Linked DNA regions of Homo sapiens: region 1 is linked to region 2. The links are chromatin loops, found by intact Hi-C in ENCODE. Cell type or tissue: heart left ventricle. All regions are shown on one strand.

Region 1 (2,500 bases), 78 kb after region 2:
TACAGCACCACAGCAATAAAGGGGAGCCACTGTTTTTCAAAAATTCCAGAATATGACTTCTAAGAAACAATTGAATACGTACATAAGGCTGCTCAGTTATTAAAACAATAAGACTTTTACATTTTGTTACCCGACAAAAATATAAACAGTGTCTAGTGACAGCCCTCAGAGGGGGACGAGGGCACAGGGTCCAGCTGGGATGAGAAATGAGAAGAACTGAGGGGGAGGATGGGAAGGTGGTCGGGAGGGGTCCTGGAGCGGTGGCAGGTGATCAGAGACTCTGCAGTAAACAGTCATGAAACAGCAATTACAGTCTCCTGGAAAAGATAATTTGCTTTCTCTCTCAAGTCCCACTTATGTGTTTGTAGATTAGATTTGGCTGTAAAGAAAGAAAATGGCAGCATGTAATAAACATTAACGCCTTAAAGTAGGGGGAAAAGCCCTCTATTAACAGCTAACTCAAGTAACTCATTTAGCTACTCGGTAAGAAAAAAATACAGCTAAAGTATGTCAGCTACTCTAAAACATGCCAAAGCAAAGGTGCAAAGTTATTGCATCTATTTTGAAAGGAAACACGCACGTATGTTCTAAAACCAGAGTCAAAAATTACAAAACACAATCCTTCATTTGTTTAAGCCGAAATCTATTCTCCAAGAAAATCAAACACTTACTCTGACATCTTCTCCAAGCACCCTGGATAAAGCATTCTGCATTGCTCAGTTAATAATGAACTAATTGAACATTGCCGTCACGGAGCTCTAAAACTAGGTGCGCTTGCATAGAAGGTGAGAGTTCTGTTAAATCAGTCACTCAGTGAGAAAGAAAACAATTCCGTGAAAATTCTACTTTCAAAGAGGTCTACCTTAAAGGAAATGCAAGCCTTCCACAGCACACTCACATTTTTCTGTCAGATGCCGGCTAACTCTGCAGCTCAGCTTCCGTACCTGCCTCTTTCCAACCCTGCTGGCATGTCTGACCTCTGTCTCTCAGCTGAATTCTCCCAGCACATTTCATCATTTCCTGTTGGCTGCCGAGATAAGGTCATTCCCATACACTGCTGCATTCGCTGTACAGTCCCAGGTTCCCAGACTGCACGCTCCTGCCTGCTGTGGCCATCACAGAAGAGCTCTCTTTTCAGAAAGTGGCCAAAGAGAAATTTCAGTATTTCCACGGAAAATCAGGGAGAAGAGGTCTGAGAACAAAATTCATACTACCCCCTCCCCAACACACAAAAAATCAAATTATATACAAACTAACTTACACCATACATGAGTCTTCTAATATCTTCTTGTATTTGGGATCCTCCTGCTTACAAGAGAAAAAAGACAGCATGCTCTCTCTGCATCTGAGGGGCGTCACAGCAGTCAGTGGGACAGGGACTTGCTTGCACAGGATAATCTTACACTGTCCCTACATGTGGAAGTCAACTTCCTTCTGTGACTACACACAACAAGGCAATGCCTGTCAGCAGATGAACAGGAAGCCTCATGCAGGAGACAGGACTGGGGACACAGAGTCCCCTGGAGACAGGCAGGTGACCCCATGGTCTCTCAGCAGCACGACTGTCTCCTAAGAACTAGGACACTCAAATACGCAACTGTGATTACATGGAAATAAAAACACCTCGCTTCTTCAATTTTTACAAAGAATTTAAAGTGAAGAAAAAAACAATAAAGCTTTAGGTGAGGAGAGAAAGATTTTAAAATGCTTGTGCCTACAAGAATACATGCTGTACGATTCCCTTTGGATCCAGCACAAGAAAAGGCGTAACTAATCTACACCCTTCGAAGCCGGGACAGGGAAGAGAAAGAGGAGGCAGGCAGGAAGGGGTGCCAGGAGGGTTTTGGAGCTGTGCTGTGGCTCTTAAACTGGCTATGGGTGTGCTGGGCTTGTGAAAATTCACTGATATGTACACTTGAGATCTGTGCACTTTAGGTATGCATATTATTCAATAACACTTTTTAAAATCTCATACAGTAACAAAAAATACAGACACTACAGGAAAGAGTAGATATGGAAACCAACCTGCAAAAACAGACAGGAAACAAATATTTCAAGGGATCAATTTCTGCTAGGTGCCCTCCTAGAAGATACACATGCACACTCCCCCATTCCCCTTGGCAAGCCAGGATCTAAGTGGTAATGGCCAGGGCAGGGCCAGTTCAGGGCGGTTCCTCCTTTCAACATGGCCCAAGCGGGTGTATGTAGGGATGGGAAAATACGTAATTGGCAAAAGAACATACTGCAAGGGGAAACTGTGCTAAGTGGATATACACTATTTACCAGTGTTCTTGCTACTCATATTCATTCAAAAATGTTCAGTTAAAAACAGCCATCTAGTCTTACCTTATAACACAAAACGAAGTAGGTTAAAAATCTCTTTTGAAAATCTTGTGTTTAGACAAACACTGCGGAAGGCCGCAGGGTCCTCTGCCTAGGAAAACCAGAGACCTTTGTTCACTTGTTTATCTGTTGACCTTCCCTCCACTATTGTCCTATG
Region 2 (2,500 bases):
GGGAGTGCTCGGCAGCAGGGCCCACACTGTCATTTGGAAAAACCTTCCTGTTAAGGGCCATAAAAGAAGTGCAGGAGTAAGGACTGACAAAACTGCAGGCTATGAGGCGCCCAGGAGGTTTCTGAGTGGTGGGCCTGGGTCAATAGCCCTGCGTGGACAAAGTCACCATGTTCCCTAACAGCCCCCGACAGGAGATGGGTGCTCTTGTCATTCCCATTCCACACGTGGGAAAACTGAGTCACAAAAAGGGCGAATAGTTTGCTCAGCTTCCCACAGGTGGTCAGAGGTGAGCAGAATCTGAATGCAGCCCGGGCTCTGGCCGCTGCTGAGTCGGGGAAGCCACGAGGCCCACGCCCACAGCAGAGGTAGTCGCCCTCAGCATCCCTGCTGGGGCAGCTGACGCCACGTGCTTAAGCCTCAGGGGCACCAGGACCTTTGCCCACTGCCTTCAGGGTGCCAGGTGGGGCCTAGTGACCAATCCAAGGGCTAGGTGAGTCCTGAGATCCCCAGGCCCTTGCATTTCGAATGTAAAGATAATGAAAGCTTAGACCCACATGATGGGAAAAGAAGAACATTCATTTTGAATCAGGATTCACTGAATTTACTGCCTGGAGTAGGGAAAAGTCCTTTGTTGGAAGGGTAGGGAGGGCTGCCCACTGAGACCACCTCCCCTCCCCTGGCCCACCGTGAGGGGAGCACTGTGGCTGCTCCCTTCCTGGCCATCCCACAGGGTGGGTCAGGGACCTGAGGTCCTGTGTGCCTACGGCTCCTGAGACTGACTAGGAAGGAAGGGAATGCCAGTGGCCAAAAAGTGACAGTCAAACATTCCCAACTAGAGAGGACATAACCGCGACTTCAGGAGAGGTTCAGAAGGCCTTCGGTAATGCCTGCAGCCCCCCAGGACTCTATGCCAGAACTTGGTCTGTACTATAGCTATGCCTAAAGGCTGCCTGATAAACAGGGCAAACACTAACATAGAGTCTAGAATGAGAAAGACATCATCTAGCAACTCTGTGGGCCCAGGTCCTCTTCCAGGCTGATGAGCTCATGGGCACACCCTCCTCTTACCTCAAACTGCGGCCAGTTCATGGCCATGCCCGGCCCGTGATTGGCTCGGAACCACCTCAGGTCCTCCACTGCATCAGCTGCTCTGATGCTCTGCTCCAGGTCATGGTAAATGGCTTTGTAGCTAAATCAGAGAGAAACGTGGCTCTTTTAGAAGGCAGGGGCCAGCTACCCTTTGTCCCAGCCCAGTGCCAGCCACAGCAGGTCCCGTGGTCTCTGCCCTCTGTGAGTTGGTTTCACAGACAGAGCCAGAACACTCCTCCCTTGGCTCAGGTGGAAGGTCACGGGCCGCCACGTGCACAGATGGCTCCTGACAAATGAGCTTTAAATCAAACCAGCCAAGCAGGTGGCAATGACTAAGCCCTGCTCTGTGTCACATATGCAAAAGGCACCAGCAGGTGGGCTGTGTGGGCCACCACTCTGTGTGGTCCCATTTCACCAGGCCCAGAGTTGAGGAAGAGAAAACTGGAGGGTGTTAGAAAGTACCCCTCCTTCCTCATCTCTGTCCAGAAAAGCTTTATACCCAGACTTGCCAATGCAGAGCGTGAAGATGACCCGGTGCTGAACACACCCACCACCAAGACGGGGTGGGGGCTGCCTTCCGCCTGGCAGCCATCATCGGCTCACCTTCCTAGGAAGCTGCCCTGCCAGGGAAGAGTATGGATCACTGCTGGACCTGATATTTTCACTTATAATCTTTATGGCTGGTGAGTCATGTACTTTCTCTGGGCCTCGGTTTCCTCCTCCGTTGAGTGGGCATGATCCCCTCCATCAAGGGTTGAATTGTGTCCTTCATAGGAGACATGCTGGAGTCCAAACCCCAGTGCCTCGGAATGTGGCCTTATTTGGAAATAAGGTCTTTATAGAGGTAATCAAGCTAAAATGAGGTCACTAGCAGGGGCCCTAATCCATATGACTGGTGCCTGTATTAAAAGGGGGAAATCCAGACACAGAGACAGACAAGCATCCACACGATGGGAGTCACTCCACATGCAGAAGAGCCTGACACAGGCCAGCCTCACCCTGCTCCTGCCAGCAGAGCAGCCTCGGGCAAGTCATTTAATCTCACCCAGCCTCAGCTTCCTCATCAATAAGATGGGGTCAGTGCCACCCACTTTACAAGACTATCATAAAAATGGAATGGTGGCAGAGCAGCAGCGGTGCAGTAACTGTTGCTTTTGATGATTGTTACACAGAGGGAGACAAACGGAATGTGTCTCCTATTAACAGCAAGCCTTGACCCGTGACGCATCCCTACACGGTTCTGCTAGATGGATGACAGTAATCCACGTCCTTGACTTAGCTGGGACCTCTGCCCTGGTGAAGGCATCACAGAACCAAAGATGAGGAAAGCACAGAAGAAACAGCACAGCTTCCATATCACAATTCAGAACCAAGTCTCAGAGGGTATGTGCTGTCCTGGGGGCTGAGAGCC

What was found. Hi-C counts contacts between places; a loop is a spot of excess contacts. Peaks named below come from ENCODE experiments on the same cell type or tissue, not always from the same donor. Only the 100,000 strongest peaks of a DNase experiment are listed, where the experiment ranks them.
Region 1: a loop joins it to region 2, with 2.3 times the contacts of the local background. A loop is called at or near these places in 4 of 110 quality-filtered maps.

What each region holds. Positions count from the first base shown.
Region 1 is chr22:42,958,901-42,961,400 of GRCh38, forward strand. All of the region lies in intron 1 of PACSIN2 (protein kinase C and casein kinase substrate in neurons 2), which reads right to left. Among named protein-coding and RNA genes, the nearest start is that of PACSIN2, 55 kb to the right of the region's middle. RefSeq lists an enhancer at 803-1,097. In heart left ventricle, no CTCF peak of the experiment used is centred here; a DNase peak (open chromatin) is centred at 1,071; H3K4me3 peaks cover 1,606 bases; H3K27ac peaks cover 2,311 bases.
Region 2 is chr22:42,881,116-42,883,615 of GRCh38, forward strand. PACSIN2 (protein kinase C and casein kinase substrate in neurons 2) reads right to left here. Exons shown (of 11, transcript NM_001184970.3): 7 at 1,069-1,189. Among named protein-coding and RNA genes, the nearest start is that of ARFGAP3, 25 kb to the left of the region's middle. RefSeq lists enhancers at 179-753, 754-1,328, 1,329-1,902. In heart left ventricle, no CTCF peak of the experiment used is centred here; no DNase peak of the experiment used is centred here.